Linked DNA regions of Mus musculus: region 2 is linked to region 1. Evidence: chromatin loops called from intact Hi-C (ENCODE). Cell type or tissue: heart. All regions are shown on one strand. Links, peaks and the distances in the headings refer to the core of each region. The heading gives the core; the rest is flanking DNA. Region 1 holds the start of Arpc5 (actin related protein 2/3 complex, subunit 5). Region 2 holds the start of Tsen15 (tRNA splicing endonuclease subunit 15).

What was found. Peaks named below come from ENCODE experiments on the same cell type or tissue, not always from the same donor. Only the 100,000 strongest peaks of a DNase experiment are listed, where the experiment ranks them.
Region 2: a loop joins it to region 1, with 4 times the contacts of the local background. A loop is called at or near these places in 6 of 42 quality-filtered maps.

The regions. Positions count from the first base shown.
Region 1 is chr1:152,766,441-152,770,834 of GRCm38, forward strand. It overlaps Arpc5 (actin related protein 2/3 complex, subunit 5), which reads left to right and starts at 102. Exons shown (of 4, transcript NM_026369.2): 1 at 102-427; 2 at 2,421-2,493. The coding sequence starts at 285. In heart, for the core only: a CTCF peak has its summit at 1,918 (motif pointing left); a DNase peak (open chromatin) is centred at 1,861; H3K4me3 peaks cover 1,354 bases; H3K27ac peaks cover 1,335 bases.
Region 2 is chr1:152,384,279-152,388,672 of GRCm38, forward strand. It overlaps Tsen15 (tRNA splicing endonuclease subunit 15), which reads right to left and starts at 2,404. Exons shown (of 5, transcript NM_025677.3): 1 at 2,181-2,404. The coding sequence starts at 2,306. In heart, for the core only: a CTCF peak has its summit at 2,388; a DNase peak (open chromatin) is centred at 2,363; H3K4me3 peaks cover 1,201 bases; H3K27ac peaks cover 740 bases.

The sequences.
Region 1 (4,394 bases), core at 177-4,176:
CCAGCCCCGCCCCTTTCCTGCAGCGGGCCCGCGCGTGCGCGGTGCGTCCCGCGCGCTCCCCTGCCGACGCGCGCTCCCGGGGGACGCGGGGGCGGAGCGGGGGCTGAAGGATGGCTGCAAGCAGAGGAGGAGGCCGAGCCCGCTAGCGCGCAGGCCCAGAAGCTTGCAAGCCGCGGCTGCCGGCGACGCCCCAGAGCGGAAGAGGGAAGTGAGTCGGACCGGGCTGGGCTCGCTAAAGGAGAGGCACCGCGGAGGGGCAGGCCAGCGTCGCGTCGCGATCCGGGATGTCGAAGAACACGGTGTCGTCGGCCCGCTTCCGGAAGGTGGACGTGGACGAATATGACGAGAACAAGTTCGTGGACGAGGAGGACGGCGGCGATGGCCAGGCCGGGCCCGACGAGGGCGAGGTGGACTCGTGCCTACGGCAATATCCTTACGCTCGCGGCGGCCGGGGGTTGTGGGGACGCGGGGCCACGCGACCGGCTGTGCCCGGCTCTAGGTGGGGACGGAGGACAGGAGCTCCCGGGGCCAGCAGGCCGCCTGTACCCCGCGGCCGCGCCGGCGAACTTACCGGCGGCGCCCCGATTCCTCAGGTGCGCGGTCCTAAGCGGCCGCGCCCTCCCCGGGGCACCGCTGGTGTCCTAGTGGGCACCTGAGCCAGTCTCTGCCCGGTGGGGACACGGGCGTCCCGCTTGGAGTCTTGCTTTCCTGTCCGGTGTGTGTGGTTGGCGGAGCGGGGATAGTTTATCCCTAGCCAGGAGAGATGGAGCGGTTCGCAAATCGAGGCCCTCGGTACATTCAGCCCCGGGGCTATTTCATCGGCAGCATTGTTTATTAAGAGAGAAGGGCTTTGGCAAGGTGGCATTATAATTCATGAACGAGCCGAAGGGAGTTTTCTTCTCCAAAATTCCCAGTTAAAGCTTGGAACCTTTCACCTGCTAAGAAAAGGCCACTAAAAAAGGGATAGCGAATGCATGCAGAGAATCCCTGGGAATAATATAAGATGAACCCCAGTGAATAAAGCAGAGAATGAGTCGGTTCTATAAATCAACATTGTTTTTCTGAAATTGTTTCCCTTCTAGTTAAAACATGGCTGTCAGTTCCTGGTTCCTTGGTTTGCATATCTGAATATTCATAACCTCGAAATTCATTTGCATCGATCCCTTAGAAAAATAGAATGTTACAAAAATCCAAACTGGAGCTTTAGAAAAATCGTATTCATTAAGTCTGTTCATACAGCTCTCCCCTCATCAATTTTCTACTAGATTATAATGAAGAAAGTGAGCAAAAACAGTGGTAACCACAGCATCAAACGTACATATATGTGCAGTATAGGTTTAACTTTCATTACCATAACTTTCACAGTTGTTACTAATTTGATTATTTGTTAAAATACTTGGGTTTTTTTTTTCTTTAAAAGACCATGCAGGCTTGACAGTAGTTTATTACCTACTGTAGATAATTTTTTATTAGACCCTTTGCACAGAAATGGTGAGCTTATTCTTTGTTTGTTTGGGTTTTTTTTTTTTTTTTTTTTTTTTTTTTTTTTTAGTCTTTATGGTGGATATATGATATTTTATTAAACTAATGTATTTTAGGTAATTTCTGGTGATTCCTACTGCTGTGTTCATTATCAATTCAGTCTACCTTTTTGTCAATCCATTTTAAAATATAAAGATATTGTCTCTGGTTCTAACTAGGAGAGACTTCAGATTGGTCGGGTACTACAGATGGAGGAACCAGTGACTCTGTTTCTCCTTTTAGGGAAATGACTGTCTGTTCTGACAGTCTGATTGGCCTTCCGTTTCCCCTGCTTGCTAACTCACCAGTGCTTTCAGAGACTGAGTAGGTATGGATGGTCCAGCCCAGTTTGAATAACCTGTAGGAAATAAAGTAAGCTGCCACCTACAGGTCGTGCGGGTTACTACATCATCCAGAGCCCTGTTCATATTAAGCTATTCTTCCATTCTGATTGCCAGAATAATCAGCCAGCATTTCAGTTAATACACAGTGTAGTTTCAGTATAAAGTCTAGGGTTGTTTTCCAGCAAGAGTCACACAGACAAGTGGTATACTTTGTTGGTAAACTGCATCATTTGGTGACCTAATAATTCTTAACACATAGTCTTAAGATTTCTTGAATACCCATCTAGACAATTGCGTGTATCTCACTGGAAAGTGTAATCTATTTGACTGATAGAACTGAGGTCAAAACAGTCTTTGCTTTTTTTTTTTAAATCTATTGTTTAATTCCAGTATTTTTACCATTGGTTGACATGTGGGAAACACACCCATGCAGTTTCTAATATCGAACATAATGACCATAGTAACTTTTGTTACTGTGCAGAAAGTCAAGTCAAAAACCAATATTCCTGTAAAGCAGGGGCCATCCTTTTCTGTTCCACCCTTAACCTTCGTTACAGGAAACATGACAGCTGCTCTCCAGGCTGCTCTGAAAAACCCCCCTATTAACACAAAGAGCCAGGCAGTGAAGGTGAGTTTCAGACTACAGCATTAATCTCTTCTGTTTCACTATTAGCAAAGTCCTTTGATGCCCCACAGTCAACATTGTACCTATTTCCTGTCCTTGACACAAGAGTTTACAGTGTGACTTTTGAGACTGAACCGCAGTCTATAACCTGGTCTGAAACTCAGGAGATCTCCTGCCTCCACTGGGATTAAAGGTATATGCCACCACGTCCAGCTTTAAAGGGAGCTTGTGACAAGTAAAAATGTCATGAAAAAAATAGCCCTGAAATGTAGAGTTAGGAGAGTGCCGTGTGGAGTGCAGTAAATTTAAAGGATAGAGCCATCACTTCTGCGTGTGCTTCAGGAGGAATCCACTCAGGTTGGATTTAAATGGGCTTGAAAAATAAATTTGCCAAACACACACAGCTGCTTCTTGATTTCCTAATTTTGTAAATATTAAATATTATAGAAAACAAAGCATGCGTGACCTTAAAAAGGTGATCTCTGTCCTACTTCCTTGGGTCTTATAGTTTTTCCTAATTTTGTAAATATTATAGAAAACAAAGCATGCAAGCTTAAAAAGGTGATCTCCATGCTATTCCTTGGGTCTCAGTCACTGCCTTATATGGTATCGCTGCACACCTAAGGAGTTTCTACAAGGGTTTGTGCTCTTTTAAAAAATAAATAGAATCTTACACTCCAGCTGTGTAGTCATGTACATGATCTTCTTTCCTTAGCAATAGATTATTTCTGTGGCATTTAACTGCTATACACTAGTATGTAACATCTTATATGCAACTGATCCCTGTTATTGCATGTTAGATTTTCTAGTTTTTCCTGCTAAAATTGATCATTTTAAATCTTAATTATTTATGTCAATAAAATTCCCAGAAGAGAAATGCTAGCACAAAAATGACATTTTTTAAAGACTTTTGATACACAAAGCATTGCCAAATCTCTCAGAAGAGCTTTGTAGCTTACATCCCTACATCAGCCCTCCACTGATTCTTAGGGAACTGCTTAGTTGTTTATTGTTTAAAATGCAGGCTAAGCAAAGCCCTGTAAAAGCCTACATCTCAGGAACCTAAGAACCTTAATTGAAGAGTAATATGTAAAAACATAATAATTATTGCAGCCACAAAACTTTATATTGGGGAATTTTTTTTCTTTGCTCCTTAAAAGTTGTTAGGAACATCATTAAATTTTCAATTTTACCCCTTCTGATTTTATGTGGTTTTGTTTGTTTGTTTGTTGATTTTGTTTTTTGGCAGCTTGTGGATAGGAGGTTATAGCTCTAGATGCAAAGATATATAGGGAAATGTCAGTCAGTCTTTAAACTGAAGAGAACGTTGGCGGTACAAACATTATGTAAAACCCCGCCCATAGGAACTCCGAAGACCCCACTGTGTTGAACAGAAGGAGCAGTGAACAGCTGAGAGGGTGGCTTCCGTGTCCCCTCTGCTTAGACAATGCCTAAGGGGACACCTGTGCTTCTGGAACAGGCTCTCCCAGAGGAGAAGTTCAGAGATAAGTATAGGTAAATCTAACGTCTGTAAGTAGGAAAGTTTAAAAAGTTTTACATGGTTTTAAAAGGGATCTTTTAAGAAAATAACCACTCTTGAAAGATCAAACAAGATAGAATTACATAAATCAGTTTTTTTCTTTGGTTAGGAGTTTTTAAGACCAAGAAGTAAATTTAAATGTTATAATAAATTGTTAAATTTTCCCATCAGTCCATCAGTCTATCAGTCCCCAGTTCTGCCTTCAGTTCTATCAAAAAAAATGTGTTCCTGAGCTGGACGTGGGCGCGCACGGACGTGGGCGCACACCCTTAATCCCACAGCTCAGGAGGCAGAAGCAGGCGGGGGTCTGTGGGCTCCAGACCATCCTGTTCTGCAGAGTAACCTCCAGGACAGCCACAGCTAC
Region 2 (4,394 bases), core at 275-4,274, 380 kb before region 1:
TTAAAAGCATGAGTTATAAAACAATAACAGACTAGGTCAGAGGAAGTATTCTCAGGGCATGAACTGGTGATCTTTTCATGACAGAATAGATGCAGTCAGCCTTGCAGGACTTGAGTGTATGGAGAAGCGCAATGGTCCAGTGGGAGAAATTATGGCAACCAAGAATAAGCTACAGAAAGTCAAGTCTATAAAGAATCATTGCCACCAGGAGCAGAAAAAAATTTAGATTTTCATTGGGCTACGTTATGGGATGCCTCAATTTCTCTGGCATCTAATTTGCATATAGAAAAAAATCTGCTAAATTCTGAACACCTCCTGCTCTTGAGTGGGAGTTATTTGAGCTTTAAAGAAGCAAATTACTTCTTTCAGACTTGCTAGCTGTAATAGGAAAATCCCAGGAATCTACCCCTGCAGGGAGGCCCTGGGCATCCACACACAGTGGGGCAGGTGTGGTAAGGCCCTGGCCCTGGGCATCCACACAGTGGGGCAGGTGTGGTAAGGCCCTGGGCATCCACACAGTGGGGCAGGTGTGGTAAGGCCCTGGGCATCCACACACAGTGGGGCAGGTATGGCTGATCAGATATTCCAGAACCTTGAGAGGGCAGACCTAATTGGCTGCATGATAAATGTGCAGGTTCAAAAGAAGGACTTTACGTGCCCCAGATCTCAAAAAGTGCTTGACAGTGGTACTGAGACATCACTTTGTGTTAGGCTACAAGGTCTAATTTGTTGTTCCTGGAAGAAAAAAAAAAAATCAGGAAGATTTGGTGGTTTATACAGCCATTAAGTTCAATGGGAAAAGAATCTGCAAGTAAGAAAACTGTCTAGAGGCAACATCAAACCTAGATGGAGTTTCAATGGGTTACTAATACTTATATAGTACTTTTTATGTCAGACACCTTATAAACATTACCCTATGAGGTTAAGTACTACCATTATCCCTATTTTTTAATGAAGAGAGGTAAATATACCGAGACACGTCAAAAAATTGAAACAGAACTGCGATGAAGTCAAACAAGTCAAAGTTTACCAACTTTGAAACAGAAATAAGATTCAAACTTGGGAAGTCTGAACTGGCCTCCATGTTCCTAGTCACTGTTGATGTCTTCTCTGTTTCTCTCTACATCCTCCCCTGTCGTTATGGTAACTAGTGACATTCCCACGCTATTGTTTATGGAGTCGATGATGGGAAATCAAAGAAAACACCAAGCATAGATGGGCGTGATGGCTCACACCTTTAATCCCAGCACTCGGGAGGCAGAGGCAGGCGGATTTCTGAGTTCTAGACCACCCTGGTCTACAAGGTGAGTTCCAGGACAGCCAGGGCTATACAGAGAAACCCTGTCTCGAAAAACCAAAACCAAAACAAACAAACAAAAACAAAAAATAAAAAAACCCACCAAGCTTCATGAAGTGCTGAAAGGTTCCTTTTTTAAGATTTGTATTTACAAATATTCGCTTTCCTTGATTGTTTTAACACACTTATCCGACTCAATAACTCTCAAAGGGGGGAGTTGCCATTTTATTAATGAACCAGTCCTGGAGGTCTCTGTACAGCCTTCATTCATTATCAGCAGACTGCTTGTGGCTTAACGGATACAAAGTTATCAATTTCCCAAGCAGAAGCAAGCAGAAGGTTATCCTTATTTTCCTTGAGGCCAACACAGAAAATACAATGTCAATAGTTCTCTGGCCTGTACAAGAACTTACTCAAGCTTTCCAAGAAAGAAGAAAAATTAGGATTCTGTCCCCATACAGAATCAAGATGCACACTTTGGGCCTAAGGCTAAGTGTAATACGACTGTGCCTAAATACATTATTTGCGGACTCCTAGATCTCAGCCGTAGTCCACAAACTGTTTCTGATCGGTTAGCTGTGGACTCAGCCCATCTCAGAAAGGACTACATAGTTAGGAAAACAGGTATTAATGGAGGGCTCATCAGCGGCCTCTGGGTTAAGAGTGGCCTTGGCAGCATGACAGGAATGGTGTTAATCTATACTATATAACTCATATAAACAAACAAAAATGACACTGCGGGCGACCAGTGGCCTTGCACTCGGGGGTCCCCCCCTACCCCACGCCGCGAGGCTGGCGTGCGTCCTCCGCCGAGACGCGGGCCGGAGAGGGAGCGCGGTGCCGAGGGCCGGGTCGGCGCCCTGCTGGCCTCGCGCCTCCTGACCTTAGGGTGTGTGCCCATCCAGGCGTCCTCCGGAGCCCATGTGTGGGCGCCGCCGCCATCGCGAACGGGAGCCGGGCCAGGCCCGCTACATCCCGGGGTAGGTTTGGAATCGCTGCGCTCCTCCATGCCGCCCGCGCAGAAAGCCGTGGTGCACCGCAAACCCCGCTCGGCCAGAAGCAGACGGTCCAGCGCGCGGGAGTTCCGCTTCCCGCCGCGCACACTGGGCGGAGAGTTGGCCGGGCCACGCCCTCTGACTAGGGACCGGCACCAGCGCGGATGAGCTCCGCCCCCTCCACCTTCCCTCTTCACCACCTCCAGTCTGGGCAGGTTGTAGGGTAGAGAAAGTTAACTAATAACCTGAATTCAGAATTCTTCAGCCCTTCATAAACCCGTGCTCTCTAGCTTGAGAAATGAAGGATTCTTAACCCGTCTTTGCCTTCAATTCCTGGGAGCAGAAAAAGACCCCATTCAATGCCCTGCTGTCGAAGTTTAAAATTAAAACACAGTTGTAAAGCAAGTCCATCTTTCAAGATTAGAAAAAAACATGAAGTGTTGAACGGGTACTGAGAACTAACGTAAACAAATGACTTAAAAAGCCAAAGATGTGACCCTTCAGACTGATGGGTAGGACATGGCAAGTGGGTTTGGATTTACCCTGAGTAAGAAAGGAGCCAGTGGAGGTTCCTGGTATTAAGAGGAGTGGTTACAAAGCCACTATATTAACCAAGACCAAAAAGGCTTCCAAAATTAAAAAAGTACCAGGCAAAAGAAAACTTGTGATTCAAAACGCAGTAGATTAAGAATCTTGTGTTGAACCAGGCAGTGGTGGCCCACGCCTTTAATCCCAGCACTTGGGAGGCAGAGGCAGGTGGATTTCTGAATTCGAGGCCAGCCTGGTCTACAGAGAGAGTTCCAGAACAGCCAGGGCTTCACAGAGAAATCCTGTCTCGAAAAACCAAAAAAAAAAAAAAAAAAAAAAAAAAAAGAATCTTGTGTTGAAACAAAACTTTGATGAGACCATTACATCCATCAGCAATGAAATACAACAAACCATATTTTTAATGGATGGAAATCTCAAGGGTCAAATCTCAAAAATGAAAATTTTTTTTAAAATCCAAATAGGTATTCTGTAGTTCAAGATTACAGTTTTGGAAATAAAGATTTCCAGTGGGTGATTTTTGACAACCAAAATGGAATTTGGGGGGAAGAGCAGGTGAAGTTGCAGATAGATCAAGAGAAATCACTACAGATGAACAAAGAGTGAGATGTTATTTTCATAAGTGTGAGGGTGGCAGGGGGCAAAGTGCCAGGCTTAGTGGTGAATGATCATGATCTCAGTATTCAGGAGGCTGAAATGGGAGGATTGTGATGTTGAGCCCAGCTGAGTCTACAGAGTGAGTTCTAGATCAGCCTGGACTATAGATCAAAACCTGTCACAGTAAACGAACACGCAGAGAATGAACAACGCCTTAAGGAGTTGCCCCATGTTAGTGAACTAATAGGAGAAGGAGGTAGAAAACACTGAAGAAATGATGGCCAATTTTTTTCACAATTTCAATGAAATAAATTTGCCATTACAAAATGATAAAAAAAGTACCAATTAAACGAGACATGAGTTCCCATTGTTGAAGAAAAGAAAAAGAGAAAACCTTAAATATATCAGAAAACTAACTACGAGCAAACTCCACCTACAAAGATTCATATGAAATCATTATTTTTGCCTCCATAAAACAGCTGTTGACACATTCTCCCAAAAGCAAATACTACTAAAATTAGGAGGCTCCCTGAAGCAGCAAACACTGACACTAATTCAAGAGATCAGAAATGAAGAAACTCTCCTCTCTGGCTCCTAGAGCTTAAATCGGTCAAAGAGTTAATAGCATTTGGTTGCTAAACTGAGAATGGAGATCCTGGAACTCAGGAGGGAGATCTGAGAGTAGATTCTATGTGAACAACACTCCAACATCTGCAAGGGAAGATTTTCTTTTTTTTTTTTTCTTTTTTCTTTTGATTGGCTATTTTATTTATTTTATATTTCAACTGTTATCCCCTTTACTGGTTTCCCCTCCTATCCCATCCCGCTCCCACTGCTTCTATGAGGATTACCCATCCACTCTCGACTCCTTGCAATGGCATTCCCCTATACTGGGGCATCAAGGCTTCACAGGACTAAGGGCCTCTCTTCCCATTGATGCCAGACAAGGCTATTCTCTG